5 separate regions of the Mus musculus genome follow, and all the other regions are linked to region 5. Evidence: chromatin loops called from intact Hi-C (ENCODE). Cell type or tissue: heart. All regions are shown on one strand. Each heading gives the region's core, and the rest is flanking DNA. Links, peaks and the distances in the headings are about the cores only.

Evidence for each region. Peaks named below come from ENCODE experiments on the same cell type or tissue, not always from the same donor. Only the 100,000 strongest peaks of a DNase experiment are listed, where the experiment ranks them.
Region 1: a loop joins it to region 5, with 15 times the contacts of the local background. A loop is called at or near these places in 8 of 42 quality-filtered maps.
Region 2: a loop joins it to region 5, with 2.6 times the contacts of the local background. A loop is called at or near these places in 12 of 42 quality-filtered maps.
Region 3: a loop joins it to region 5, with 10 times the contacts of the local background. A loop is called at or near these places in 15 of 42 quality-filtered maps.
Region 4: it touches region 5 in a loop (11-fold over the local background); 11 of 42 quality-filtered maps call a loop at or near these places.

What each region holds. Positions count from the first base shown.
Region 1 is chr6:124,737,402-124,743,533 of GRCm38, forward strand. It overlaps Grcc10 (gene rich cluster, C10 gene), which reads right to left and starts at 3,668. Exons shown (of 3, transcript NM_013535.2): 1 at 3,519-3,668; 2 at 3,118-3,294; 3 at 1,782-2,012. The coding sequence starts at 3,570. The coding sequence ends at 1,861. Atn1 (atrophin 1) reads right to left here. Exons shown (of 10, transcript NM_007881.4): 9 at 5,829-6,009; 10 at 5,143-5,704. The coding sequence ends at 5,671. It overlaps Rnu7 (U7 small nuclear RNA), which reads right to left and starts at 3,885; the gene lies at 3,824-3,885. It also overlaps a transcript of Ptpn6 not described here. In heart, for the core only: CTCF peaks have their summits at 3,012 and 3,255; DNase peaks (open chromatin) are centred at 2,140, 3,150, 3,700 and 4,250; H3K4me3 peaks cover 2,801 bases; H3K27ac peaks cover 2,922 bases.
Region 2 is chr6:124,638,480-124,644,611 of GRCm38, forward strand. No RefSeq gene overlaps it. Among named protein-coding and RNA genes, the nearest start is that of C1s2, 5.5 kb to the left of the region's middle. In heart, for the core only: a CTCF peak has its summit at 2,731 (motif pointing right); no DNase peak of the experiment used is centred there.
Region 3 is chr6:124,756,971-124,763,102 of GRCm38, forward strand. It overlaps Eno2 (enolase 2, gamma neuronal), which reads right to left. Exons shown (of 12, transcript NM_013509.3): 9 at 6,035-6,132; 10 at 5,683-5,791; 11 at 4,678-4,736; 12 at 3,083-4,392. The coding sequence ends at 4,323. Among named protein-coding and RNA genes, the nearest start is that of Atn1, 3.6 kb to the left of the region's middle. In heart, for the core only: a CTCF peak has its summit at 2,563 (motif pointing left); DNase peaks (open chromatin) are centred at 1,051, 1,721, 2,051 and 2,551; H3K4me3 peaks cover 1,298 bases; H3K27ac peaks cover 1,880 bases.
Region 4 is chr6:124,513,933-124,520,064 of GRCm38, forward strand. C1ra (complement component 1, r subcomponent A) reads left to right here. Exons shown (of 11, transcript NM_023143.3): 3 at 1,735-1,927; 4 at 2,780-2,926; 5 at 3,024-3,220; 6 at 3,429-3,576; 7 at 3,761-3,882; 8 at 5,420-5,498; 9 at 5,789-5,944. Among named protein-coding and RNA genes, the nearest start is that of C1ra, 4.4 kb to the left of the region's middle. In heart, for the core only: no CTCF peak of the experiment used is centred there; no DNase peak of the experiment used is centred there.
Region 5 is chr6:124,566,667-124,572,798 of GRCm38, forward strand. It overlaps C1rb (complement component 1, r subcomponent B), which reads left to right and starts at 3,764. Exons shown (of 11, transcript NM_001113356.1): 1 at 3,764-3,792; 2 at 4,690-4,915. The coding sequence starts at 3,791. In heart, for the core only: a CTCF peak has its summit at 3,544 (motif pointing right); no DNase peak of the experiment used is centred there.

The DNA of each region.
Region 1 (6,132 bases), core at 1,382-5,381, 170 kb after region 5:
AAACCGTGCACTTGGGTTGTTCGGTGTAAGCAGAGCAAAGCAGCTGAACCAAAGCATGCAGGGGCTGGACCCCCGAAGCAGAGGTCTTCCAAGTCCAGGTTAAAGAACCAAGAAAGGTTCTATAATGGGAGATTCCTTGTCAAGGCAGATGGGAAGTCTCGGCACCACCCCCGGGCCGGCAGGGACGAGATACACACCGGAGGAAGAGGGTACACAGAAAGAATTGAATGAGTATGAAAAGCCAAACTCAGCAGGACCCCTGTACAGACCACCCACAAAGTCACCAGAACTCTCTGAGTGGGCCTTCACTACCCAAACTCCACCAGAAGTCTAAGGTGCCCATGGCTTTCTTCTTGGGTGAACACACTATCCTTTGCCCATTTGTCCCCAGACATCACTCAGCTCAGCTCAAACATCATCTGGAAGCCCTCCCTGTCAGCCAATTATGTCTCCAGAATACATCACTTGCTGCTTCTTTTCCTGCGTGTTAGTTAGTTAGTGCTTCGGCCATCTGAAATAATCCTAGTTATTGCCTGTGTATTCACTCTGTCATCTCTGGCTGGAATGCCTGCTCTCTAAGCAGAGATCATGTCTGCCTCATATTCATATTACCAACAAACATCGTCATCAGTACCTGTCCACCATGTCTGCTCACCATTCATCTATCAAAGTTTGCTTTCTTTGGGGAACAGTGAAAGAACCAAACTGTCTGTGTGTGGGGGTACGTGGGGTGTCTAGGAATGGAAGAGCTTTCTCAAATGTGCCCTCAGACTGCCATGTCTGAGGTGATGCGAGCTACACAAGGGGGAAAGAGATCCTAGACAAGAGGCAGAAGCAGGAGGACCACAGGCCAGTGGTTAAAAATAAGAAAAGATTTGGGGTGGGGGCGGGGGAAGAGGCAGAGGAAATGAGCCTGGAGGTCTTGTATCTTGTGGTAAGGAGAGAGAGTTCACAGGGACAGGACGGGGACCCAGGGCAGGGGTATTAGTGGGAGTAGACTATTTTTGTAGGCATATTTGTTGAGGGTGTGAACAATGTCCATCCACCTAGACAAACAGGAGTCTGTGGGACACACACAAGTGGTGGAGGGGACTTACCCGCGGGACAACATCTCCCGGGAGGAGTGGGGAGAAGTCACAGGCAAAGGGCGACGGGGGCGGGGCCAATCGAGTGGCACAGCTGTTCAGGGATCCAGACCTTCAGGAAGAATATATTTCGTTTCTTGGCCACTTCCTCCTCTATCCAGCCTGTCAAACCAATGGGACTCTGAGGCCAAGCCCCTGGATTACAGGTCTCTGAGAGAAGAACGGTGGGGCGGGGCTGGCCAGAGTCCGCCCGCCCACCACGGCCAAATTCCCCAGAGGACTGCAGGAGTGCAGCAGGCTTCAGGCCTGTCCAGGCCTACTTCCCTGGGAAGGGGAGGAGCCACCTGCTGTTCTACCTGGAGCTCAAACTGCTGGAGCAGAAGGAGGGCGGGTAGAAGCAAAGCCCAGGAAGTAACCCTAGCCAAGGGACCGCCCTCGGAAGAGTACCTCTCTGACAGTGGAAAGCAGAGAGCCCAAAGAAGAGCCTGGGCCCGCTGCTCTAGGAGGTGCCACCTTTGTGAGCAAACCTCCCAGGGTACCAAGAGGCCCATCTTAGCCTCCCACACCCTAGGTCTCATGAGAGCAGGGTTGGTCCCAGCGAAGAGGATAGAAAGGGTCTAAAGGAGGGGAAAGGCTAGAGGCGGCTGGGTGGCAACAAGAGGGGGTAATCAGGACTACAAATGACTGACACAAAGGTTTAGTCACAAGTACATTTATTATCCTCTGGAACACAAGGGCCGCCTCCACAGCAGCAGCACACATACGAGAACCAATCTCAGGAGGCTGCCACACTGCTTCCAGAAGCAGGCCCATGGGGCGGCAGTGTCATGGGTGGCAGGAACAGGGCCTTCAGCTTGCCTGACAGGCTGGCAATCTCGGGATCCTGGGCTTCATAAGACTTGACCAGGCGGGCAAACTTAAGGACACCTGCAATCAGAAGCAAGTCAAGCCACACTGCTGGGGACCAGTGTGTGGAGGCAGCCAAGGGGGCTCCCTAGAGCAGAAGATCTCCTTTCGTCAGGCAGCCATCTGCAATAGAGGACAATTCACCCCCATGTCCTGCATGGCTTCAACCAACCCCGCCCCGGTTTTCACTAGGCACAACTGGATGCAATATAAAAAAGCCCTAAAACAGCTGGGCCTGCCCTTAATCCCAGCACTCGGGAGGCAGAGGTAGGTGGGTCTCTTGAGTTCGAGGCCTGCCTGGTCTACAGATTGAGTTCCAAGATAGCCAGGGCTACACAGAGAAACCCTGTCTCAAACAAACAAACAAAAAATTAAAAAGCATTATGTTTTCAGTCTCGGGTGAACCACGTTCAGCAGCTTAGCCTCAAGCAGCCTGATTTGAAAGAGACTCCCTGGTAGTCCTGGCTAGCTAACAAACAAACAAACAAACAAACAAACACAAAATTAATAAACAACTGTCCTTGGGAAGAGAGGGCTCAACCTGCCACACCAAACCTATTAGCCAAAAGGCAGACAAGAAAGAGTTCAGGTACACGAGAGAGTTCAGGTTAGAGCTGGGCCCAGTGACTCAAGCCTGTCACTTACTCAAAAGGCTGAGAAAGGTGGGTCTCTGGTTCAAGGCCATTCTGGGCAACTTACTGCGATCCTGACTCGGGGAGAGCTGGGAAGTTCGAGGGCCATGGAGAAACACTTGCCTATGTAGGGCTTTGGACTCTAGAGCCAGAACTTTTGTTTGGTGGGTTTTTGTTTTTTCAAGACAGGGTTTTCTTTGTATAGCCATGGCTACCCTGGAACTCCTCACCCTACATACCAGGCTGGCCTTGAACTCAGAGACCTGCCTGCCTCTGCTTCTCAAATGCTGGGATGAAAGGCCACTGTGGCCATGCCTGGCTTCAAGAGCCATAACTTTTCAGGCGGGGCTTAAGTCTAGTCCCTGAACTGTGAGTGGCAATGTTTGATGTGACTGCCGCCCTGTGGCGAGAAAAAGATCGATCGGGGGGGGGGGGGGGCATCATCATGCGTCCCACCCCCAGTCCATTCCTTTGCCAAGCCCTGTGGGACCCACCTTCCCCGTCGCAGCTGAAGCCATAGGCTTTAATAACCTCTTGTTGGATCTGTGTGGCTACGGGCAGCACAAATTGCAGCATCTTGCCCATATCGTTGCACGCATTGTCTCTAGCCTCGTCCATGCGCACGGCATTCTCTGGGGCCGAGAACGCTTGAATCACCTCCGCCAGGACCACTGCGAGACGGAAGCATCCCAGAGAGGTCCGCGGAGGACGGCGGGCGAGCCCAGAGGAGGGAAGAGGCAGGGAATTAGTGGGCCGAGGCCTGCAAGCAACCCGATAAGCTTGTCCTCCCAACCCTTCGCCCTAATGGGCAAGGGCCCCACTTGGAGAGGCAAAGAATAGTATCGCGCCCTCCCCCCAGAAGACGGCCCACACCCAGACTAGGCTCTTTCCTCACCCTTGGCCTGCTCCGCGCTCAGGGCCGCGGGCTGAGCCGAGGCGGACGCCATAGAACGCCACTCGGTGCTTGAGTAGTGGGAACACAGAAGAGATCCGGAGAACCCTGCAGCCAGCCACCTCCCCCACGGATGCAGGCCAGAGGAGGCAGAAAGGAAGCGGGACCGCACGAGGCGGAAGTCTCAGAGCGTGGCTCTAGCACATACGCGTTTCCTAGGAAACCAGAGAAGGATCAAAGCCCCTCTCACACACCGGGGAGCGGGGAAGAGAACTGTTTTGCTTTCATTGTAGACCAGTGAAATTGGGAGGGGTTTTCCGACCGAAGTCAGAAAACCTGCTAGACAAATTCTAAAAGAGCTGTAACACTTGCGGAAGTGCGTCTGTAGCGAGCCAGGGAAGGACATCAACTCCACTTTCGATGAGGGTGAGATCAAGGTGCCATTTCCACACCCCTCCACTGATATGTGAATCACAAAGCACAGTTCCTTATTCGGTTCGATAAACAATATTCTAAAAGACTATTAAAACCGCTCGTTTCTTGAGTTTGTGACCGCTTGTAAAGGCTATGCAAATGAGTCAGTGCTGATTGGCTGAAAACAGCCAATCACAGCTCCTATGTTGTTAAAAAAAAAAAAAGAGCTTCGCGAGATTAAAGGCTTGGAGCTAAAGCCGAAGTGAATCGGACTTAAGTAGTGGCAGGCGATGTGGCCCGATGTCTTGTAGTCTCATCCTTACAAGTTCCCCACACTGCAAAGACTCTGGAACATCAGGCCCGACCGGGCATAGCGCCACATTTCTGTGATACCAGCACAAAAGCTGAGAAGTTCAAGGCCAGCTTGGGCTCCATGGCCCTGCTTCATTAAAAATAGAGGGGTTGCAAAGATGGCTCACCCTGCTTGGCAATTCCTAACTGCCCTAACTCCAAGCTACAGGGACCCAACAGCTTCTGGTCTCTTTTGAGGCCTTGCATTCATAAGCGCAGACATGAGCTCATACACCTAACTATTAGTAAATCTTTTACAAATACTAATCTTATTGGCCTCCATGTTATACACCTTTAACTGTTTCAAATCATAAACTATGCTGAGAAGGGATTCAGATCTCTGAAACTGTCTCTGGAGCACTCTGGTGGCACATTATGTCAGTGATGTACTTCCAAGGGCTGAGTAGGTCTTAGATTTGCTTATGCTTGCTGTGCGCCTATTCTTGCTCTGAACGGCCTCAGGAGCCTGAACTCCCCAATCTAAAGGTCTAGGACAGGGCACCCCATAAGTATAGCTGAGCATCCAAGATCAAGAAGAGCCTTGTCAGGTTAAAGAGATGGCTCAGGGGGTTAAGAGCACAGACTGCTCTTCCAGGTGTCCTGAGTTCAATTCCCAGCAACCACTTGGTGGCTCACAACCATCTGTAATGGGATTTGATATTCTCTTCTGGTATGCATGAAGACTCTTGTAAAATAAATGAGTAATAAAAAAGAGCCTTGTCCAACTCCTAAGTTTCCATAAGAAAACCCCATTCATCCCTTCCCACTTCCCCTACAACAACCAGACCTCTCTCCCTACCCACCCCAACACCCTACCCACTGCAACCACCCTCCCCCAAATAAAAAACACGTCACAGACATATTCCTGGGGAACTGTGAGGATGTTTTTGTTTGGTTGGTTTTGGTCAGGATGTTTTTTAAAGAGCATCATATAGATATTTATATATATAAATTATTAATGTGGGACGGGTAAGGGCACATATCGCCGAGGGAGGGGGTGCACACACAGGGATGGGGCGGGGCAGCACACAATGCTACGCAAAACAGCCACATCTAACAGATGAAAAAAATCACACCAATGGGTTAGGGGAGGGGCAGTGGCCACCAAGGATTCGGCATAGAGGAGAAGAAAAGCAGGGGATAGGAGGAGGGACCTGGTCCAAGATACTGTGCACTTTCTGCCCCCACCCTTGCCACTTCCCACCTCTGCACACAACCCCGGGCCCTGACCTTGTCTGTCCCTTCTTCCCTCCCTCCCTCTACCCAGCTGCAGGAGCTCTGCAAGCGGGCAGCACCCTCTCCTCGGCTGGGGGTGGGGTGGGGTCAAAAGGTTGGGGTGGTCCTCCAAGGTCTGGATGAAGGAGCAGTGGGTGCTGTCTGGATCGCAGCTCTACAGCGGCTTGTCACTCTCCTTCTTCAGGTGACTAGATAAGAGGCAATGCAGAGATGAGACTGAGAAAGGGGGCTTCCCCTCCCAAGGGCTCGGTGTCCTGTTGGACCATGCCCAGAACCCACTTCCCCTTGTGCTCTGGGGGCAACCTGGAGTACCTGTAGTAGTCTTCCTGGGCAGGTAGTGGCACGCTGTGCAATGGGTGATGAGCATGTAGCCACTGCTGCTGTTCCAGCGCCAAGCGCTGCAGCTCAGCTGACTGCGCGTGCATGGCCTGCAGCTGATGAGCCGCTGACATTGGAGCAGAAAGGGAGGCCGGCAGGTCCCGGTAAGGGGCAGCTGTGAGAAGAAGGCACAGGAGTAAATGACTGCTGGATGGGGACAGTCAGCCAACGTTCCAGACAGACAGAGGAAGCTGAGGCTAAAATGCAAAGTTACAGCACCTAGCCTATGCTCTATCTG
Region 2 (6,132 bases), core at 1,103-5,102, 72 kb after region 5:
CCCCTCCTCCTCTTTCCCCTCCTCCTGTTCCTCCTTCTCCTCCTCCTTCCCCTTCTTTATTCTTCCTTGCAGCTGGGTCTCACTGTGTAGCCCAGGCTGACTTGGAACTTTCTATGCAGTCCAGGGTAACCTTGAACTCACAGAGGATGCCTGTCTCTGCCTCCAAGTGCTGTTGCCACCATGCCAGGCTACAGAATATGCTTTTTAGGCCAAAGCCTATATGACCTTACACATGGCCTCATTCCTTCCCCGGCATATCTCTGGGAACCTCCAAAGCAATATCAAACCTTTGTTTGCAGTAAGAATAACCTCATGACTGGAGAGTTGGGTCAGTGCTTAAGACCAATAACTGTTCTTCCTGAGGACCCAAGTTCAAATCCCAGCACAAAGAGTTTTACAACCTCCCATTAATTCCCTGTTCAGGGGATCTAATGCCTTCCTCTGCCCTTCAAGGGCTCATTCTTACACATGCTACACATAAGCTTGCACATTGACACACACATGTAACACTAATAAGTAAATTAAGTAGCTTTAAAAAGAATAGTTTAAGCAGGGAATGGTCCACATATTTACTCCCACCACTTGAGAGGCAGGCAGATCTCTAGGAGTCTGGGGCCAGTCCGGTCTACATAGCAAGTTCCAAACCAGCTGGAACTTAATAGTGTGGCGATAGATAGATAGATAGATAGATAGATAGATAGATAGATAGATAGATAGATAGATGGATGGATGGATGGATGGATGGATGGATGGATGGATGGATGGATGGATGGACGGACGGACGGACGGACGGACGGACGGACGGACGGACGGACGGACGGACAGACAGACAGATAGACAGACAGACAGACAGATTAAAAGCAAAAGGCTTGGGCAATGGTGGTGCATGCCCTTGATCCAGCTCTTAGGACGCAGAGACAGGTGGATCTCTTTGAATTTGAGGCTAGTCTGATCTACAGAGTGAGTACCAGGACAGCCAGGGATAAACAGAGAAACCCTGTCTCAACACAAACACACACAGAGAAAGAGAGAGAGAGAGAGAGAGAGAGAGAGAGAGAGAGAGAGAGAGAGAGAGAGAGAGAGAGAGAGAGAGATCTTCTCCCATTAGCACACTGTCCTTTGGCTACTGAATAAGAAGGGTATCCCTGGGAAGAAACATGGAGGGCTCTGTATCTCTAAACCTGCTGCCAAGCCTGCAGTAGGGCCCATTCCAGCCAGCTCCAAGTGTGGGACAGGATGGGGCTCATGGGCCTGCCTGTGGAGTTAATGTGCTCAAGTCCTGGGAGAGCCCAAGATGCTCATGCCTGCGTTCAAGGCGGTGGCCAAGACCAAGAACAAGCCACAGATAAAAACTGCTAGGAGGTCTTCACACAAGAAGAAGGGACCACCAGTGAAGTCGTAGTCACAGAGCTCCCATGGTGGGACCACCCTGGGAGACATGACAATGTTAAAAACAGAGACTCTTATGACAGATCACAAGGACAGCAATGGCTGTTTCAACTGAGCGACCTTCCTATGCCTCTAAGCTCCACAGGTAGGCCTTTCAGCCACCCCACCACCACCACCGCCACTGCCACATGCTTGAGAGGCAAGCGTCCTCTCTCTGAGAGCTGGGAGATCAGGGAAGTCAGTTTCCCTGTCCAGTCACTGTGGAAGTGCTGGGGCTTGCACACTTTCATTTTCCCCTCACAAATGCAGTAGAGTAGAATCCTCTCCATCACCCACAGCCCTGCCCCCATCCCAAACCCAGTCCCCAGCTGGAAGCATGTTCCTGCCACAAGGCAGCCATCTAGTGTTGAAAATTAAAACATGGCTTTTTTAAAAAAAATGCTTAAAAAGAATCTTGCATTTCTTGTAACCTAGGTTTTACTTATCAGCCCTAACCCTATCCAGTGCTAGGAAATGCTGTGTCCTCATTCGGGGTCCTTATCCACCAAAACCAGTACCTACAGCTGCGACAGACACTCAAAGGTGTCTCTTCTTTGAGAAGCCCACACCTTTCTTCTTGGTGTGTCTATTTTCTTCCTCACTGCCACTTATACTTAAAATAAGGTTTTACAAACTTTTTTTACTGTTTTTATTTGTTTATTTCTTGTTTGTTTGTTTGTTTGTTTTTTCAAAACAGGATTTCTCTGTGTAGACCAGGCTGGCCTCAAATTTGGAGAAGATCTGCCTGCGTCTATCTCCCACTTGCTGGAATTAAAGGCTTGTTCCCCACCACTACCACCACCAGGGTTTGTGGTGGTGGTGGTGGTAGTGTTGTTGTTGTTGTTGTTGTTGTTGAGTGTTCTGGATCCCCCCCTCCCCTTTACCTCACCCTTCTCAACCAGGCTAGCCCCTAACTCAGAGATCCCCATGCCTCTGCCTCCCACAACTCTGTGATTAACCACCAAAACGAGCTTTAAAAAGGAAAAGAAAAAAACCACTTTTCCAAAGAGCTCCATCTCTATTTCCTGCTGTCTTGAAATTCTGTTGGGGGGCGGGGGGGGGGGGTCGTGCAGGCTCTGATGCCATCCCCACCTCCAGGGACACTCTTGGGTGGAACTTTTTAGTTTCTATTTTAACCTGGAGCCCAGTCTTCAGAACCCCATCGCTGGTGGGCAGCTCCACCTCGTAGAGCATCTTCTACAAAAGAAAACTCACTTTTTTAACCTTTATTTCTGTGTGAGTTTTATTTATTTATGCCTTACCTTACTACATACCATGCGCGTGCAGTGCCTGAAAATACCAGAAGGCGGCAGCAGATTCCGTGGGAGTTAAATGGCCAGTTGTGAGCCTCCTTGTGGGTGCAGGGGAATTGAACCTGTTCCCCTGGAAGGGAACCATTGCTCTTAACAGCTGAGCCATCTCTCTGGCCTATTGGACAGTCATTCATCGACTCTTTCCAGGTATTTCAGATACGCATCTCTTTTATGACTCCTACCATTGACTTTCATGAAATCACTGTTATAAAGCATTTTCCTCGTAGGGCAGAAAGCTTTCTCTTGGACCACATGCTTGTTGGGTACAAAAAGTCACCAAACAGGTACTTTTTGTTTTCGTTCTAAGACAGGTTCACATTAATTTCAGGCTAACTTCAAACTCACTATGCAGGAAAGGCTCGAAAACCCTTGAAATTCTGATTCTCCTCCATCTTCTTTTGGGTGCTGGGATTATAGGTATCACACCAAACTATTCTGCTTTTTAATTTCAGTCACTAACTATCATGACTTTAAGCTACCTGCAACACCAGCAAACTCACCTCTAGTTACTCTTCAACCCTGAAATGCATCCAGGAAGCTGGAAATTTCCCACTCTCAAGCTCGTGAACGAATCACTTGAATCCCAGGTCAGGCCCTTCTCCTTTCTCTTCTGTGCTCCTGTGTGTAGGGCGGAATTTGCCAACCCAGCACACCACAGCTATGCCTTGCACTCACAAATAAAAGCTGGACTGCTCTGCTGCTCATGTGATGCCTGTAGGAAGTAGGTTCTATAATGAAACATTATTAGAAAGAAAAACAGTCAGACCTGTTCCAGGCTTGCTCACCAGCCCGTGGCGCTCCTGAGAGACACTAAAGCGGTGGTTCTCAACTTTCCCAAGGCCACAGCCCTTTAATACACTTCCTCAGGTTGTGGTGACTTCCCCCCAATGCATAAAATTATTTTCATTGTTACTTCATAACTGTAATTTTGCTACTGTTATGGGGTGCAATGTACATATTTTGGAGCTACAGGTTTGCTAAGAAGGGTTACGACCCACAGGTTGAGAGCCTTCAGATACCAGGTCTTATAAGACAAAGTTGGATCGTGGGGCAACTTTGCTTCTTCTGCTCTTTGCTCCAAGTGGGACAGGAAGCCTCTGCCACCACACACTGTAGCCATTATGTGCAGTGTTGTCACAGATCCAAAACAACAGGAAGAAGTGACTGTGGACTGGAATCTATGAGACCATGAGCCAAAATCAACCCTTCCTTAAGATTAGTTGCTTATCTTGGGTATTTGGTTTTTTTTCCCTACCCTAAAGAATTGAAGCTTGAAAGGGGAATTAAAATGTTCAGCATTTCCACAGCAGGCCAAACCCTGTTTTCCAGATCCAAGCTAACCCCTTTCCCGTCTCATCATCCCTGGGTTTATCCTACACCAGTTGAGAAATACATCTTCCTTGACAACAGCCCTACTACACATTTCTGAAACTAAGATGCTCATCAGAGTCAGATCCGAGGTGGTGGTTTCTCCAAATGTCTTACGACTCACAAGCAGAGTGCCCTTTCTCTAGTGACTGCTTATTGTGGCCTCCAGGGTGGGGAACACAGCCTGATGGGTAGAGTACCTTCCTGGCATGCCCCAGGTCCCGAGGTCAATCCCTACTACCACAGAGAAAGGAAAACAGAAACCTTTACTATGTCTTCATGATTCATTTATCTATCAAACAAGGTTCTTATTGATTTGTGGTACTTCAGACTGAACCTAGGCTGCTCTGCCAAGCACTGGAGCACTGAGCACCTCCCCAGCCCTCTTTTTAGTAGTTTGGGGTTTTTAAGATGTTTTTATAGGGTTGGTGAGATGGCTCAGCGTGTGAAGGTGTTCACTACCAAGCCTGATGACCGAAGTTAAATCCCCAGGACCTACTTGATAGAAGAAGAGAACTGACTCGAATGGGTGTCCTCTGCCCTCCGCACATGCACACACATCTTGTATAGACAGACAGACACACACACACACGCACACAACACACATAAATAATAAAAATTTTGAATTAATTTAAAAGGAATTTCTTTGCAGTTTTGTGTTAACTATGTGTGTCTGTATACATACCATAAGCGTGCAGGTGCCGATGGAAGCCAGAAGAGGATGTCAGATGCCCTGGATCTGGAGTTATGGGTGGTTGTGAGCTGCCCCACCTGAATTCTGGAAATGTCTTTTGCAAAATAACGAGTGTTCCTTACCTGCTGAGCCATCTGTTCAGCTGTCCCCCGCCCCCCTGCCCTCTTGTCTCCTGTCCCCTGATCCTGTCCCTAGAGCCTTCTCCACACCCACTCCCATGGACTTTGTTGTTGTGTAGACAGAGTTTTCTTGAGCTGCCAGGCTGGCCTTGAATTTATAGTCTCATGCCCTGGCCTCAGTAGCTATGATTATAGGCCCACTTCACCTACACTGTACACAGACATACACTGAGTGTCTCCTCTATACTGAGAATACAAACACAGGCAAGGATCTTCATCTGTTCCCTGCCCTGTGTGCCCCCTCCTTCCCCAGCCCCAAACTCAGAAGGAACTTTCTTTCCAAGCCAGATTAATGGTGCATCCCAGTACCCAGCACTGAGCAGGGACAAGGCACTGAAGAGTACCAAGCCACCAGGACTACAGACACAGTCAGACCCCGCCTCAAAAAATACATTTTTTTAAACGAAAAGAAACTTACTTTCTAGTGGGAAAAAAGGCAAAAAAAAAAAAATTGTGTGAAAGTTTAATGATAACACAGTGGGTTTTATTTTCCTGTGTATATGTGATTAGCTTTTCAATTTATTATCTTCTGGAGAAGTAACCATCTGGTTTGCTTCTAAAAGTGAACATATTAGTCAGTTTTTTATTTATTAATTTATTTTGCTAGCAACCTTTTCTTTTGAATGCACAAAACAAGATGACATATATAGTTGATTTTTTTTTAAGTTGGGGGCAGGCTGGGCTGGAAAGATGCCTTAATGGTTAAGAGCACTGACTGCTCTTCCAATGAACAGGTGAGTTCAATTCCCAGCAACCACACAGTGGCTCACACTCATCTGTAATGGGATCTGATGCCTTCTTCTGGTGTGTCTGAAGACAGCTACAGTGCACTCATATAAATGAATATTTTTTTTAATTTTTGAGCTAGGTGGGGTTTTATTTTTGTTAGATGATATTGTTTTGAAACAAGATCTCACTCTGTAGCCCAGGTTAGCCACCAATTCCATGGTAATTCTACCATCAGTCACTTGAACACTGGGATACAGGTGTGTCGCCACACTCAGCAGTTTTTTTTGTTTCATTTTGTTTTGTTTTATTTTGTTTGATTGGGTGGTTTGGTTTGGTTTTGGGTTTTTTAGTTTGGTTGGTTTGTTTTGGCTTGGTTTGGTTGTGTGGTTGCTGGTTTGTTTGTTTGCTTGCTTGTTTGGGA
Region 3 (6,132 bases), core at 883-4,882, 190 kb after region 5:
GGGGAGCTCGCGGGCCCCGCGCGGGAGAGGGCTGGGTGGGAGGGGCTGTGGACTGCGAAGGCAGACCTGGGGAGGCTGGAGAAGTTTGGGGACAAGAGGGGCTGTGGCAGGGGTGAAGTAGGTGGAGTTTGGGGAATTATGAAGTAGAGATTTGGATAATGGGACTGTATTGGAAAGATGGAGAGGAAGGGCCAGAAGTAGAGGCTGGAGGGGTTTAGGAGCTATTTTGGAGAGCCTACGATGGAAGTTTGTGGACCTGGGCGGGAAAGGATGAAGACGTACTAGGAGAATGGTGTTTCTGGAAGAGATAAGCGTTTAAGGCAGTGATTGGTGTTGAGAAGAATGCAAACCACAAGAATTTGGGAATGATGAAGGAAAGCTGGAGGCAAGTCCGGAGATCCCTCTGTGGGAGAGAAGGCATGAGAAGTCTCAGAAGAGGGGTGGAGGGCAGAGGATGCCTATTCTAGAGGGAGACTGGGGTGGGCTGGGTTGGTAAACATGAATGTGGGGACTTCCAATCGAACTAAGAACTATTTCCTTTGGCAAATAAAGTGGAGGAGAATGAATTAGAGAGGTCTGGAAGGAAACACAAGATAAATAGGGCTTTTGTGGCAACGTGGTGGGAGGGCCAGTGATGGGAAAAGAGAGGAGCTAGAGACGGAGGGAGAACCCTGGAGGAGTGACAGACTGGGGTCCAGGCCCTAGTGTGGAAGAGGTAACTAAGAGGTGGCACTTCACTTTTGGGCCCTTCATTTTCTCGAGGTTCCTGAACTAGACCTTCTCAAGTCTGAAGTCATTACTAGTAGCATCTTTGGTCATGGTCACAGAAGGGATGAAGTGGGGGATTAGGTGGAAAGGACCTACATACATTTTAGGGTGCCCAGGTTCCCCATAACAATTGTAATATGGAAGTAGTCCCCAGCACAGACTACAGCATGCTCCTCCCAACTCTTCTCCAGTCAGCGTGCCAGCCATGCCCAACCTACAGCCATGAAGTCAGCACCCCCATCACTCCAGTGGTGCCTTCTTCTGGGCTCCTTCTCTGGCCCCAAACCAGCAGCAACATCTCTCAGGACAAAGGACACTAGAGACAGGGTGATTTTTGGCAGCTGAAATTGGGAAGGCTAGAGAAAGGGAGGGAGGCAGGCTGGGAGCCCGGAAGAGCTGGAGCTGGAGTCTGGATTGGGAGCCCTTAGTAGTTCACCAGATTTGGAGGTGGGGGTAGAGAGCTTGTAGGGGGCCAGCCTAGCTCAGACCTAGTGGGTGGAGTGGGGGACACTGAGTGGGCAAACTGCCTTTGTGGAAGGGAGGAGAACGGCTAGCCTAGTAGCCACCCAGTAGGTCTTACACCACCATTCCTTAGGCCAGATTCAGCCAAGCTCTTGAACTTACCCAAAAGCTCTACACAGATTCCAAAGCACTAGGGAGACCAAGCAAGAATGCTTGGCTCCTCTAGGAACAAATATCCCATCACCCCACTGTGAAGTCCCTTGCCTCTGCAGGGCCTCACTTTACCCCCATACCCATTTGCTTGTCCCCTTCCAGGGCCTCCCAGAGACCAGGTCCTCTCCTGTGTACCCTTCACGTCTTTTTCTCTGTGCTCTAAGATAGACCTAGTTCCTTCCCTGTACCAACTAATTTTGCTCTGAGACTCCTCCTCCCTCCCCCCTCTCCCCATAGCATTTCCTCTCTTTCCTTTAGTTTCCCACTAGGCCTGGCCTAGGACCTTTCCAATCCTTTCCAGACTCAACCTCTACCCTTGTTTAGCCGCTAAGGCAACAGCCAAGATGGTAACTTATCTAAGCCTAAAAGAAAAATGTAGGCCTAGGGAAGGACAAGGCATGGAACTAGGAAAAGAAGCCAGCACTACACCTTCCAGTTCCTCTGGTACCCAAGACCAGGCTCACAGCTCAGCTGCTGGGAGCATTAAATATACACCCCACCCCTATCCTTCACCCCAGCTCCCTCTCTGGCCCCAGCCCCCTACAATCACCTGGTCTCCAGGCAATGGCACAAAAGGAAAGTAGAGAGGGGCCTTGGAGGCCCAAGCAGAGCTAGCTGTAACCCAATCCAACCTGGTACCAGAAGGGGGCTGGGAATGTTGTCAGAAAAAGGCACCTAGCTAGGATGGAGGAAAGAAAAGACAAGGGTTAGGAATGGTGGCTACAGCCACAATAGCCCTGACCAAAGCCTAGGAGTTTCTGAGAGAGCAGCCCCAGAGAAGTGTAGCGAGCCCCCGGGGCCATATAGGGGTGCTGGAAGGGGGAAAAAAAACGAGGAGCTTACATAGGAATTCAAGGGCACAGGGAAGGAGAGGGAGCAAGAAGTTCTTTGAACTGAAAATAGCTGGGGGATACAAGAAGATGGGTGGGGAGATGTGGCTCCTGGCTTCACCAGTGCAAGTTTCTGTTAGCCCTAAAGGGAGAAGGAAGTCTGAGGGAGCCTGGGACCAGAACTTGGGAGGATCCGCGGGAGGAGGGCAGAGGGTGCAACCTTGAAATTCTTCCCACCCCAACCTCACCTTGGCGTCTAGTAAGGTGTCCTGCAGAACTTGGGCTCCCCCTAATGGCCACAGCTATTCATGGGCAGATGCTGCCTGCAAGCGTGAGCCCTAGTACCCTAAGGATAGTAATGTTAGGGGGATTGTCCCCCAAGGCGGGCTGGGTGCTTCAACCTCACAGCCTCACTGGAGCTGAAAGGTTAGAGGGCCTCTGTCTACACACTGATATCCTCTCAGTCTGGCTAACGGGGAGGCTGGAGAGCACTTCAGGTGTGGCATCCATTTTACTGGAGAAGTCGGATTCCCAAGCTCCTGGTACCCGTAATATTTCTTCTCTCCCTTTTTTCTTTGGTTCTGTATTCCAAAGGAATTGGTGGCCATGATACTCTCATTTCAAAGCCATCCAGAATTCTGTTGAGGACCAGTACAGGGGCGCTTTAGTTATTGGTCTACTGCTTTGTTCCTACTTCGGTCCAAGACTTTAGGAACCAGAAACGCTTTGTTCCTCACCCCAGATACACTCAATCCCTGATGTTTGAGTAACTCCAGTACCACAGGTTAAGAATCCTTAGTTCAGCCAAGTGTGGTGGTACAAGCTTTTAATCCCAGCACTCGGGAGGCAGAAGCAGGCGGATCTCTGTAAACTTGGAGCCAGCCTGGTCTACAGAGTGAGTTCCAGGACAGCCAGGGCTACACGTAGAAACCCTGTCTTGGGAAACAAAAACCCCACGGATCCCACATCACCAGCAATGCTGCAAACTTGGTCATGAGTTCAGTGGCTTGCCGCTTTTTGAGCCCTCCCCTGATCTGCTACCTAGGATCGCCAATATCCAGTCGTTTCTCTTCGTCCTCTCACATGGAGCAGAGAGTAAGAGTCCTCAGACAAGGGGTGGTGCGCTGTGATTCAGACTTTAATGGTGGTGGTCATTTCAAAGCCACGGAGATGGTGGCAACTGTGGGACATGGCGCAGGGGAGTGAGGCAGCGCTCTGGTGCAGCCGGAGAAAGACGGAGGAGCCTAGGGCTGGGGAGAGGGTTAGAGGAGAAAAGCCTCCCCAGGTCCACAGCCCCATTCTGTAAAGTTCCGAGCTTCGGTTAGTGCACCGAATGAAGCAATTGCTAAGGCCCTTTTCTGTTCCCCTTCCCATGCTAGCAAAATCCCCATCCTGGGTCATCTTGGAATGAAGCCACATGGAATAGGGGTGCCTAGTCCTGTCAAGTTAGGTCACTTTCAGACTGGAGAGTTACAGGAGATGGCTGACTGACCAGCTGAGAAATAAATAAATAAATAAATAAATAAATAAATAAATAAATAAATAAGCAAACAAACAAACTGTGCTTGTGTATGTAAACACATACACTAAAGCCTCAACCAAGCATGACCACACATCCAGCACTCCCCAAACTCCAGTTCTATGCATAGTTCAAGGCTTATACACACCATGGTAAGCACTGAAACACTCATGCCCGTGACCCCACTTTAAACACCCCAACACACCAATCCTGAAGCTCCTGTCAGACACTGAGGATTCTTCTGTGGACCCCCTTCTAATCTTCATAATTTTTTTTTAAAGAGAAGAGAGAATAGAAGGGAAAGTGGGAAGACTGAATCCCCCCAAAAATGGGGCCCAGAGAGGAGGAAGAGCAGAGAGAGCAAGGGGGGTTGTGGAAGCCAAGAACAGCAGGAGCGGTGAGTCGAGGTGTTCTGGGTGACTTGGGGCTCAGGGTATCAGAGTGACTATGGCAGGTCAGGGCAGCAAGAAAGAGGCTCCAGGAGAATGAGATGTTCCCGCGTTCAGGCAAGCGGGGTTGGGGGAAGGGGATCACAGCACACTGGGATTTCGGAAATTATGTCCCGCGAAGCGAGCTTCGTCCCCCAGCTCTTCCTCAATTCTGACAGATGATCCGGAAGGGGGACAGTCAGGGGAGAAGACGGGATCAGCCTTTCTCCCTGAGTCCCTCAATGCTCCCCCTTTGAGGGCTGCCCCAAGGTGAACGGTCCCTGGCTTTCGTGGTCAGTTAGTGATCTGTCAATCGGACCATCCTTGAACCCACTTAGCAAAACTTTTCTTGGCATCAACTGCTATCCAGGTCCTGGATGCAGGAGGTGGAATGGTGGCCTAATGGGGCGTTTAGACCCCGGGTTTCGGGTTCTTGTTCTTCGGGGACCCTCCTCACCTCATGAGCTGGTTGTACTTCGCCAGACGTTCAGATCTGCATGGGGCGCCAGTCTTGATCTGAAACATTCCAGGAGATAGGCAGCTTAAGGATTTCCTTCGCCTGATAGGACACCCCTATGCCCCACCCCTGCCACACACACATACATACATTTTTTTTTGAGACACTTTTATGAAGGTTGTCCTCTAAAGGGACAGGTTAGCCTAGAACTCCTCATCCTCCTGCCTCTGCTTCCCGAGTGTGGAGACAAAAGGCATGTATCCCCAAGTCCAGGGCTTTTGGTTTGTTTTGAGACAGAGTTTTACTATGTAGCGAACTCCCTACATAGACTAAGCTGGTATTGAACTTACAGAGATCCTCCTGCCTCTGGCTCCTGGGTGCTGGGACTAAAGGCGTGCAATGTCATATCCTACTCCCCCCCCCCTTTTTTTTTAAATGGAACCCAGGGTCTTGCACGTACTAGGCAAGTACTCTATAAATGAGCTGAACCTCCAACTCTGAAACATCTGTATTTGTACTAATTAATTAATTAATTATAAAAATTAATGCTTTAAGTTGTGTCTGTGTACACGTCTGTGGATCTGCTCATGCCACGGTGTGCATGTGGAGGCCAGAGGACAACTGGTGGGAGTTGGTTCTCTCCTAACCCGTGGGTCCCACAAATCAGACTAAAGCTGAGAGTCAGGCTTAGGACTGGGCTGAGCCATCTCACCAGCCCAGAACTTCTACTCTTTTTACTATTTACTAAGACAGAGTCCCTCGGTGTAGCCCTGGGTTTCCTGCTATACTCACTATACAAACCAAACTGGCCTTAAACTCACAGAGATCCACCTGCCTCTGCCTCCTGAGTGCTGGTATTAAAGGCGTGTGCCACTATGCCTGGCCAGACTTCTACTCTCAAACTTCTCTGACTCTCAAATTTTCGGCAGGACAATAACTACCTGGGCCTAGAACCCACCAACCCCACAAAGACCTCTCCCAATCCCACAGACTGGCTCTACTCACCTGGCCTGTACACAGTCCGACGACAAGATCAGCAATGAACGTGTCCTCCGTTTCTCCAGAGCGATGGCTCACCATAACCCCCCAGCCATTCTCCTGGGCCAGCTTGCACCTGCAGGGTACGTACACCAGCACTGACCTGCCCCGAAGCACGGCTACTCCCTCCCAGCCCCGGGCTTCACCTATGTCAGGAAGCACCTGGAGGAAGGTGACTAAGGGAAGTACAGAGAGACTAGAAGTGAGAAGAGTGTGAAGGGTTCGCTAGGATTCCTGGGCAGAATCCAGCTAGGAGGGCGCTCCCAAGAGGAGTCCTGAAGAAACGAGGACCAGGTGGGCGGAGGCCAGGACCACTCACGCTTGGATGGCTTCTGTGACCGAGCCGATCTGATTGACCTTGAGCAGCAAACAGTTGCAGGCCTTCTCCTCCACTGCCCGCTCGATGCGCTTGGGGTT
Region 4 (6,132 bases), core at 757-4,756, 53 kb before region 5:
ACTCTGGACAATATGCCTGCACCCCATCACTGTACAGCTCTGTAGAAATGTTGGCCTTGGGTCGCTGGTGCCATAGAGGGGGTATCCATGGACTTTTGAGGCCTTCAGTGAGATTCATGAGGAAAAGGGGCAGGCATGGGGGTGTTTGTTCCAGTAGATTTCACTATGTATTGGAGTTAGGACACAGCTAACCATAAGGCCTTGAGAAACAGCCATGCCTCAGTTTCCCTGAATGGTAACCTACTGCATCCAAAACAAGAAGAAAAGAAACATATGAAAGGTGTCACATGTCCTTCAGGGAAGACAAGGACCTTGGTCACCCCTGTATGTACCCTTCAAAGGGTTTCTTTCTTAGCCTCATCTTTCTACATCCAGTAAAAATAAAAGGCAGGATTCAAGCAGAGCCTATGCTCTTCCTCGCACTATGAGGCTCAGGCAACAGCCAGGAGACTAAGAAAATAACGAGAAAACTCCACACTTCCCCAACAAAGGGGACTCAACAAGTCTGCAGCGTTGAGGGAGGGGTGCATCCCACGGCAAAGCTAGCAAGGAGAACGTCGTCTGCTTTGGACAAAGTAAGGAATCTGTGAGACAAAGCAGGGAAGACACTAGGTGATGCTGGCCAGTGAGGAGACCTCTGGGTACCATTTGTACTATCATGTTCAGCTGGGTCTATCAGGAGGCTGAGTTGAGTGCGGCTTTTAAAACAAGAATTGGTGGAAGGAGTTACAGAGACAAAGTTTGGAGCTGAGACGAAAGGATGGACCATGTAGAGACTGCCATATCCAGGGATCCACCCCATAATCAGCTTCCAAACGCTGACACCATTGCATACACTAGCAAGATTTTATCGAAAGGACCAAGATGTAGCTGTCTCTTGTGAGACTATGCCGGGGCCTAGCAAACACAGAAGTGGATGCTCACAGTCAGCTAATGGATGGATCACAGGGATCCCAATGGAGGAGCTAGAGAAAGCACCCAAGGAGCTAAAGGTGTCTGCAACCCTATAGGTGGAACAACATTATGAACTAACCAGTACCCCGGAGCTCTTGACTCTAGCTGCATATGTATCAAAAGATGGCCTAGTCGGCCATCACTGGTAAGAGAGGCCCATTGGACACGAAAACTTTATATGCCCCAGTACAGGGGAACGCCAGGGCCAAAAAGGGGGAGTGGGTGGGTAGGGGAGTGGGGGTGGGTGGGTATGGGGGACTTTTTGTATAGCATTGGAAATGTAAATGAGCTAAATACCTAATAAAAAATGGAAAAAAAAAAAAAACAAGAATTGGGACGAAGGCAGAAGAACTACAGGCTCAATCCCAGTCCAGAGCTGGCAAGATGGGTCAGTGGGTAAAGGCCCTTGCCTCCAAGTCTTCAACCTAAGTTCAATCCCAAGGATGTCCATGATGGAGGGAAAGACCTGACTTTTGCAAGTCATCCTCTGGGCTCCCCATGTATTCCCCTGTAACATGCCCCTCGACATAGACAGAGACAGAGGCCTTAATTAATGCCATCAAGGCAAGCCTAGGCTACATTGTGATATCCTAACTTAAGAAAACAAACTTAATGAAAGACAGAGATGGACCCATAAGCATCACTTGAGGGTGTGCACAGCAGCCAGATCTGACAGATAGTAACATTAGATCAGGATTCAATCCAAGGAGGGTCTCTCTGGCTGCCACACGGGACCAGACTCCTTAGCAGGGCTTCTCTCCATTGTCCTCCCTCCAACAGATTTCTGCTGATAAGCAAACACTGGGGAGGTTCTGTGGGCAGCTGGATTCTCCCCTGGGCAACCCCCCAGGAAGCAAGGAATTCATGTCCCAAGGAAACAAGATGCTGCTGACCTTCCACACAGACTTCTCCAATGAGGAGAATGGGACCATCATGTTCTACAAGGGCTTCCTGGCCTACTACCAGGCTGTAGGTGAGTGCTCCCCACAGCCAGCCCTTCACTCTGGCCTCAGCCATGGGAGTGGGGCTGGGGCATGTTTGAGCCCTGTTGTAGTAATTTCTTAATCTCCATCGGGGATTTCTACCCTTTGATCATTCAGTTCCCAGATAAAACTTTTATATTTATAATAAGCCTTCATCAGTGATAGAGCTGGGCAGATATCAACTCTCTATGCTCTTACATCTACCTCCCTGTTAACAACCCTGAGATATGATTGGCTGTATTCCATCCAGATAGCTCTTACTCAGACTGGGCAGCTCTCATGGGCAATTCTCATGATTGCTCTCCTCTTCTCTCCACCTTCTATCTTGTCCATCGTGGACCTCCTTGGACCCCAAGCCCAGGAACCAAAACTTTACCTACCTCTCTTCTGGCCAGCTATAGGTTGCCAGTATCTTTACTCAACCAACAGTTCTAAATTAAAGAGCAAGTCACACAGTATCACTTGGTGGATGTGAGGATTCTCTTACCCCTAAGGACAACCAGACCTCGGGGACCAGTATTTAGCATTGCAACACAAAGCAACAGACCAAACCTCAACAGAGCCCAAAGAAGCCAGAAGCCTAGCTTTCCTTATTTCTCTCCTCAAGATGGGGTCTGACCATCTGGGCTCTTCTACCACCAAGCAGCTCCCAGAGAACATAGAGAGGCAAAGGGGCCAGAAGTGGACTTTGTCTCCAGGCTTCTAGTACATGACTCTTTGAGGGGAAAAAAAAACCCGCACAAAATATTCTGAACATAGGAAGAGATAGCACAACAGTAGCACACCTCGCCCCAGAATTCTGTGGAGAGGGATGTAACCCTTCCTTCTGGAATCCCTTCCAGACCTTGATGAATGTGCATCGCAGCCCAACTCAGTGGAAGAGGGTTTGCAGCCCCGATGCCAACATCTGTGTCACAACTATGTTGGAGGCTACTTCTGTTCCTGCCATCCTGGCTATGAGCTTCAGAAAGATGGGCAATCCTGCCAGGGTGAGGCTGAGTGGGAAGGGTGGGAAGGCAAAGGCAGAGCAGAGGCTTGCTGGGCCAGCCTAACACCCTAACAGCCCCTCTGATTCTGCATTTATAGCTGAGTGCAGCAGTGAGCTCTACACAGAGCCCTCAGGCTATGTCTCCAGCCTTGAATACCCTCAGCCCTATCCACCGGATCTACGCTGCAACTACAGCATCCGGGTGGAGAGGGGCCTCACTGTGCACCTCAAGTTCCTGGATCCTTTTGAAATTGATGACCACCAGCAAGTGCACTGCCCCTATGACCAGCTCCAGGTAGAGCTAGACTTCAAACTTTCTTTCTATTACTCGAGTGGCTCCCCAGGTCCCTGCTCCTTCCTGGGACCTTGGACTGAGTGGGACAGGGACACATTGTTCACCAGGATCATAGAGGTCTAGAGTAGCTTCTCTACCCTTGTCCACCCAAGGGGACTTGTGTAAAAAGAAGAGAACTAACCATGATCTCCTCCCCTTTTCCCATCAGATCTACGCTAATGGGAAGAACTTGGGTGAATTCTGTGGAAAGCAAAGGCCTCCAGACCTTGACACCAGCAGCAATGCAGTGGATCTGCTGTTCTTCACAGATGAGTCAGGGGACAGCCGAGGCTGGAAGCTGCACTACACCACTGAAAGTGAGAGGGTTAGGGTGGAGCATGGCTTCCTGGGAAACTTGTGTTGAACATGGATGAGACCTGGGGTATTGTCTCTAGGCCCCCTAAACTAAAATAAGATATGTAGGTGCCTCCCTCGCCTGCCAGTAATAAGGCAAACAGGAGGGGACCAATGGCTCTGACAAGCGCATGCCCTCACCATCAGCCATCAAGTGCCCCCAGCCCAAGGCTCTGGATGAGTTCACCATCATCCAGGATCCGCAGCCTCAGTACCAGTTCCGGGATTACTTCATTGTCACCTGCAAGCAAGGCTACCAGCTCATGGAGGTAAGAGGCCAAGGCTCATGGGACAAATCCTCTGGGTGTCCCAGGAGGAAGAGATGGCTAGATCTCAAATGGAGCCATGGAGGTTGGGGCTGGAAGAATCAATCTGTCTGCCCTCAGATCTGAATAAACATCAAAGGGACTGAAGATCAAGGTCCACTCAGGCTATAGAGCAAGTTCAAGGCCAACCGGGGTGACTCGGTGAGATCTCATCTCAAATTCAAAAGTGAAAAAAGGGCTGAGGATATAGCTAAGAAGGAAAGGGCTTGCAAAGGATGCTGGTGGTCCTAGGTTTAAGGCCAGGTACAGACAGGAAAGAAGAACAAAAAGAATCTACTTTGTCTGGTCTGCATACAGGAAACGCTCAGAGAGTTCATTTTTTGTTTGTTTGTTTGTTTGTTTTGTTTTGTTTTGTTTTGTTTTGTTTTAAGAACCTGATGTCTCTGCTGGGTGGTGGTGGCTCATGACTTTAATCCTAGCTCCTAAGGACACAGAGCCAGTAGAGTCAGGAAGATCACTGTGAATTCATAGGCCAGACTGGTCTACAGAGAGAATTCTAGAACAGCCAGTGCTACACAGAAAAACCCTGTCTCAAAAAAAGAAAAAGAGAGACAGAGAGAGAGAGAGAGAGAGAGAGAGAGAGAGAGAGAGAGAGCAAGAGAGAGGAGTTAAATAGACAGAGAGAAGGGATGGTTGGCTGGTAGGTTGGTGATGATCAGTGTCACTGTATAGCCCAGGCTAGATTTAAACTCTTTATCCTCCTGCCTCTACCTCCTGAGTGCTGGGATTACAAGTGCCCTTAGACCCATCTGATGGTTGTTCTTAATAAGTTATTTATAACCAGGGGCAGTGGCACCTACACCTGTAACTCAAGAGGAAACTCATGAGAGAAAAATCATGAATTTGAGGCCAGCCTGGGCTACATAGCTAATCTAGGACAGCCTAGGCTATATAACAAAGCCTTGTCTCAAAAAAATAATATTTTCCAATATTATCAAGTGAGTACCAGCCACTCTTTGACCTTGTGCTAACTGACCACTCACCTGACATGTCACCGTGTTAAACCCCTATGAAAGCAGTCAGGTAGCACTAGTAGTTTAAGGAAAGCCCTGGGCTTTAAGAAAACTGCAATGTGGGAGGAAGTGTGATGGAGACCTTGGCTGGTAGAACGTTTCAGGAATAGGCAAAAGCCTGGGTTTGCTCTAGAAAATGGTCTTTGTTTTGATACAAAAGTACAATCCTGACTTGTCTTTATTACACTTTGGGAGGGAGTTGGGGGTCTAGTGGAAACAGGCAAGGGTCTAAAAACAAAGTTAAAACCTTGCTGTGTGTTTCTGCTTTGAAACTTGGCATCCCATCTGCAGCCCTGAATTGAGAGCACTAGCTAGGGAGAATGGGGAGGAGGGAGGAGGAGGCACATCTGTGAGGGAGCTGAGGTCTAAGAGATGGACACAGCGCCCATCACATTCCCACAGTCGTTGTACACCTTGGAAGTGGGGGGCCTGAGTGCTGACTGCATGTCTAACTTCGGCTTAAACAGGGAAATCAGGCGCTACTCTCCTTCACAGCTGTTTGCCAGAATGATGGCACATGGCATCGTGCCATGCCCAGGTGCAAGAGTAAGTCACAAACTGGATGAGTAAGTCACATCCCTTAATCTTGAGACTTGAGCTGGGAGGGAGAAAGACCCCTCATCTCCAAGGGTCCTGCCTCCTGACTTGTTCCTTAGAAACTGTTTAGGCCTCATCTCAGACCTGATGGGCTCTGCCAGAACTGAATTTTACTCTATCTAGTGCAAGTGTGCACCCTACTGACCATACTTCTCTGAGGTCCCTGAGACCCCCAATTGCCCGACTGAAGTCTTGCACAGGTGTCCTCCACTTCCTTACAACCCTGTGTTCTCTCTAAGTCAAGAACTGTGGGCAGCCCCAAAGCCTGTCTAATGGGGACTTCCGCTACATCACCACAAAAGGCGTGACCACCTATGAAGCCAGTATCCAGTATCACTGCCATGAACCATATTACAAGATGCTGACCAGAGCTGGCAGCAGCGAGTCCATGCGAGGTAGGAACTGAGACCCATCATGGTTTTTATTCCCCTTTCAGCTCTGAGGGACATTTGACATTTGTTCAGTGGAGTCCTGGGTCCCAAATGAAGGATTCAACATTACAATGCCCAAAACGATGACAACAACAACAACAACAACAACATAAAACCCTAATAGTTTAAAGAAAAGAGCACCAAGCCAATGG
Region 5 (6,132 bases), core at 1,389-5,388:
AAATGAAGTCCTTATCTAGTGTGTGTGGTGCAGGGGTGTGAGGTCTCACTATGTAGTCCAGACTGGTTTCCAGATTGGTAAGGCTTCTACACAGAAGTGCTCAGTAACATAGATTGGATAAAGTGGGTGATTGAAGGTAAAGACTGACCCCAGGGGACCCGAGGAGTGGCCAGCCAGTGCTGTGGAGGTCCCAGCTAAGAACAGGCAGGAGTGTGGATCAACATGAAGCCAGGAGACCCTGTTTAAGTCCCTGTTTCAGCAGGACAGTGGTGGTCCATGCCTTTAATCCCAGCACTTGGGAGGCAGAGACAGGTGGATTTCTGAGTTCCAGGTCAGCCTGGTCTACAGAGTGAGTTCCAGGACAGCTAGGGCTACACAGAGAAACCCTGTATCAAAAACTAAAAAAAAAAGCCACTGATTCAGCAACCCACTGCCAATAAAAAGCCCCGCCTCCCCAGACCACGCTGTCCCAAATCAGAAACAGAACCTTCTGCTCTCCTGGGTTTTATACCAAGCAACCTTTGCTCAGAATGTCTTTTTGTTTGTTCAAGGCAGGATTTCACTCTGTAGCCAGGCTGGCCTTGAACTCACGGCAATGCTCCCGCTTCAGCCTCCCAAACACTGGAATTACAAGCGTGTACACCTGCATCATCACCATGTGTGTCTTTTTTTAATTCCCCGACCTCAGCTATGGACGGTTTCTTCTGTATTTACTCATGGTCTCTTGTGTTTCTGAAATATTCTGAAAACCCTTACAGTGAGCTTCAAATATGCCTCCTGTCCCAGCTTCTCCAGACAATCGTGGCAATACTCGATTCCATTTTACATCTACTGTAAGCCAGGAGCATCGCCTGTTGTCTCATCCAGTCCTCCCTCCCTGTTGGCAGAGGGTGTGTTTTCTGTCATTCATGCCTCACAAAGAGGAAACGGAAGCTCCCACAGATCCCGTGGCTTGTGGAAGTTCCAAAGCTGGTTCTCCACTGAGGCTTCATTCATCCCAGCATGTTTGCCCAGCATGCTCTGTCTCCGGGATTCCTCCCAGTTGCCCCGCAGACCTGCCTGAGCACCCATTTCACCTTCCGGGCTCCACCGCTGTACAGACTCCATCCCTGGGAAGGCCTGTTTCTATGAAGATTGTACCACCAGCTCTCACTTTCCTGCTGGCCCTCATCACCCAGGGCATTGCAAACCTGAGAAGATGAACTCTTTAATTTGTAGGGAAGATTTGGAGTGATTTATACTAAAAGACAAAAATAAAACACACGCGTTCAGTGATAATAGAAAATGAATACCATAAAAGAGAGGGGAGAAAAGGAAGTGCGTTAGTGTTGAGATGAACGTGCTGTAAAGTCAAAGGTTAAATTTATCTTTGAAATAACAGCAGCATCCAAGCTAAGCCGTAATACACACTAAAATCCCAGCCACGCGGGAGGCTGAGACAGAAGGATCATAAGTTCAAGGCCAGCTTTGATCTCATTTCAAAGTTAACAAAAAATTAAAACATAGTAGTGGTGCCTTATGCCTTTAGTCCTAGCACTGCGGGAAGTTCAAGGCCAGCCTGGTCTACAAAGTCAGTTCCAGGATAGCCAGGGCTACACAAAGAAACCCTGTCTTAAAAACCAATAAATAAACAAATAAATTAATAAATAGTTGGCAGGATATAAATATGGTTGATTCTACTTTTTAAACCCTATGCACAATTCAAAAGACTATTAAAAGTAGTCTAGGGGTTTGGAGAGATGACTCAGAGGTTAAGAGGTCCCTGGAATGGAAACACACACACACACACACACACACACACACACACACACACACACACACACACACAAATAGCTCACATGTGTCTATAACTCCAGGTCTGGAGTTTCCAACACCCTCTCTGGCCTCCACAGACACTGCGTGCACAGGTGCACACGCATCCACCCAGGCAAACAACTCTGCACATAAACTACAAGTAAATAAATTCTTAAAAAAGTAAATAGGTTTAAAGTAAAAGTATTCTAAAAATGCTAAACAGAAGTTATTTTAGGTGGAGTGATTTTAACTGATTTTTCTCTTATTTTCTACTGACTACATTTTAAGTAATAAGCATATATCATTCTTATTCTTATTGAAATTTTATTTTTTATAAAAAATTACATATTTTTATTGACAAAGCAAAATACATATATTTGTCCATATCTATGTAATTTTTTATCTCTAGATGCAGATTTAAACTTTATTTGGATGCTTAAACAGAGTGGAAGTGGGGCAGGACCTGAGGTGGTAAGGTCCAGGTTTGGCATTTTTTTTGGTCAAGTCACATGACATCAGAACAGAACTCAGAATCCCTAGAAGCAATGTAGATGAGATTTTTCAATTGACTTGCTTTCTTGGACCACACCCTTCCATCTGATCCTTCTGCCGCAGTTATGAACAAGCCACGCACACACACACACACACACACACACACACACACACACCTACTTCTTAGGATACCAACATGCAATTCACTAGGCTAGATTTCCTCTTCCTTCTGTCTTCTGATCTAGTCCATTTCCTATCCCTCATCATTGGTCTTTCCCGACCTTATCTTACCCTGATAAAATCTTGGAAGCCCTCCCCACCCCTCCCTCTCTCCTAGCCACTACCTTCATTCAGGCTTCTGCCCCAGTGCTGGGAAAATCTTCCAAACCTCCGTGCGTTTCACATCTTGTGTGTGCCTGCTCTCCGGCCTCATGCCAAGGTCACTGTCAAGGGGAGACTGCCTCCATCGTTGTGGATCCTTTAAGTTCACAGGCTGACCCCTAATACGAATTATCCCATACGTGGACAAGTCGGGAGAGAAGAGCGAGTAGAGGGAGGAACGTTTCCTCTAATCAGGAACAAGTTACAGGAACTGGCATACCTGCTCTGTAGTCAAAACCTCCACAGAACAAGGTGCCATAAAATTTTTGGTGGACATAGGAGCAAAATTTTTAAACAGGACACAATGTCCTTGTGGACAGCACAGCTGTCTCGGGAACCTGGTTTCCCTTCTAAGAAGAAAGAGTCACTCTCCCTCTGCGGCCACACCCTTTGCTTGAAGCACTAAGTACTTGTATCCCAGAAGACTCAAGCTGACCAGAGGTCCAGGAAAAGATGTTTCTTCCACTCTGCAGCTGCCCTATCTTCAACAAGATCTAAGTTCAAAAGGCGGGAGCTCAAAGCGGAGCCTTGCTTTAGTGTCCAGCGACATTGCACCTTCCCCACACTCATATCCACAGCCATACACCCCGGTGCCCTCCTCAACCCAGTTCTTCTTCACCTCACCCTGTGCATTGAAACCCCAGCCCCTTGGCTTCCAGGTGATTGTGAGAAATGAGCCAATGAGAAAGCAGAGCCTTTAAGTGTCTCCGCAGTCTGCGATGCCTGTGGCGAGGATCCTGGAATAAAGGGCAACAAGCAGCCCCCGGGAAAGTCTCCCAGAAAATGTTAATCCGATTTAGAGACCCCAGAGTCTGTCCCTCCAAACAAAATGTTTCCAGGTCCCTAAAACTTCAGATCCCATCGCCTCAGCCATTCCCCACATTGACCACCAGATGGCGCCATCAAGCAACGAGGATTTCAAGACCAAACCTAAACTGGGAACTCAAGATTTTTTTTTCCTTTATGCAAATGCTTCATTCCCTGAAACATTTCTCCAGGAATGGTCACCCCCTCCACTGCCACAATCCTTCCCTCCCCTGTATGCCTACTCCCTCCTTCAGCTTAGAGTGCCTGAAGACTCTGTCAGGAGAGCTGAGGACCCAAAACAAACTGGCCTTGAGACATGTGAGTAAGACTGATGGGTACCAAGGGAGGAGATAGGAGTTGGGCATAAGTGGCAAACATGCTCCCATATTATGAAGAAGAAGAAGAAGAAGAAGAAGAAGAAGAAGAAGAAGAAGAAGAAGAAGAAGAAGAAGAAGAAGAAGAGGAGGAGGAGGAGGAGGAGGAGGAGGACGAGTAGGAGGAGGAGGAGGAGGAAGAGGAAGAGGAAGAGGAAGAAGAAAAGAAAAGGAAAGAAAATAGAAGGGGAATAAGAACAGGAATACAATACCCTTCTTTCCATACTGCCAGCTCCAGAGCACATACTTCTCAGGGTCACTCCTCAGCCCTTCTCCCAGGGTCCAGACCCTTAGACATGAGCTGAGCTAGCCTCTCCTTTCTTGACACTGGGTTCATAGCAGGGTAACAGTGAGGGGAGGGAACTCTCTGAGAGAGGAGAAAATCCCCCCACGTGTGTTTCTCAGACCCCACATGTGTTTGTCAGACGCCAGAAGGGTTTCCCCGGGGGCGAGGGGCTTCTTGCTGAAGCCTTGGGAAACTTTGCAGAGCCATCACTGGAAAACTTCACTCTCAGATAGCTGGTCCCATGCCAGTCCTACCCCTGGAAGGAAAGGACATGAAAGAGAAGGACAGAGAAGGCAGCTCAGGGGCTATGGGGAGTGCTATAGAACCCAGTGACCCCTGGACTGGGCACTGACCTACGAGGAACTCAGCTGCAGCAGATGCAGAGGCTGCTGATGCCCCCAATCACAGAACCACTATGAAGTCTACAATGGGCATGGGGGAAGAACCAAGCAGTTTAGTCATCCTATTCCTGCCTAAGGCAGTTCAAATAGCAAGGGTGCTACACAACACCCTTGATCCTCCAGCCCCACAAACACTCGCCTCTCTCTTTGACAGGTGGCTCTTTGCCCTCCTGGTGACCCTGTTCTATGGGGTGGAAGGCTCCATCTACCTCCCTCAGAAGCTCTATGGAGAGGTGACCTCCCCTCTGTATCCCAAGCCTTACCCCAGTGACTTGGAGACAACCACTGTGATCACTGTCCCCATGGGGTACAGGGTGAAGCTGGTCTTCTGGCAGTTTGACGTGGAGCCTTCTGAAGGCTGCCTCTATGACTATGTTAAGGTAGGCGTCAGAGTGGGAGGGAGGGGAAACAAAGCTGGAAATTTGTGCTCTGAATACTCTGGACAATATGCCTGCACCCCATCACTGTACAGCTCTGTAGAAATGCTGGTTTTGGGTCGCTGGTGCCATAGAGGGGGTATTCGTGGACTTTTGAGGCCTTCAGTGAGATTCATGAGGAAAAGGGGCAGGCATGGGGGTGTTTGTTCCAGTAGATTTCACTATGTATTGGAGTTAGGACACAGCTAACCATAAGGCCTTGAGAAACAGCCATGCCTCAGTTTCCCTGAATGGTAACCTACTGCATCCAAAACAAGAAGAAAAGAAACATATGAAAGGTGTCACATGTCCTTCAGGGAAGACAAGGACCTTGGTCACCCCTGTATGTACCCTTCAAAGGGTTTCTTTCTTAGCCTCATCTTTCTACATCCAGTAAAAATAAAAGGCAGGATTCAAGCAGAGCCTGTGCTCTTCCTCACACTATGAGGCTCAGGCAACAGCCAGGAGGCTAAGAAAATAACATGAAAACCCGCACACTTCCCCAACAAGGGGGACTCAACAAGTCTGCAGCGTTGAGGGAGGGGTGCGTCCCACGGCAGAGCTAGCAAGGAGAACGTCTTCTGCTTTCGACAAAGTAAGGAATCTGTGAGACAAAGCAGGGAAGACACTAGGTGATGCTGGCCGGTGCGGAGACCTCTGGGTACCATTTGTACTATCATGTTCAGCTGGGTCTATCAGGAGGCTGAGTTGAGTGTGGCTTTTCAAACAAATAAGTAGAAAGCACAACAAAATAAATAAAAATGTGGGCATAGTAGGGCAGTCCTGTGAACCCAGTTATTAGGGAGACTTAGACCATTCTGGACTGGCCTGGGCAAGCACGGGCTATATAATAAAGCACATTATCGGAAACAAGAAAGAGATGACATACCAGGCACACAATGACAGGTGACAGGTTAGCCAACAGTTGGGAAGATGGTAGAAGAATAACAGGCTCAATCCCAGTCCAGAGCTGGCAAGATGGCTCAGTGGATAAAGGCCCTTGTCTCTAAGCCTGACAACCCTGAGTTCAATCCCAAGGATGCCCATGATGGAGGGAAAACCTGACTCCTGCAAGTCATCCTCTGGGCTGACATGTATGCTCCTGTAACATGCCCCTGTAACATGCCCCTGTAACATGCCCCTGTAACATGCTCCTGTAACATGCTCCTGTAACATGGCCC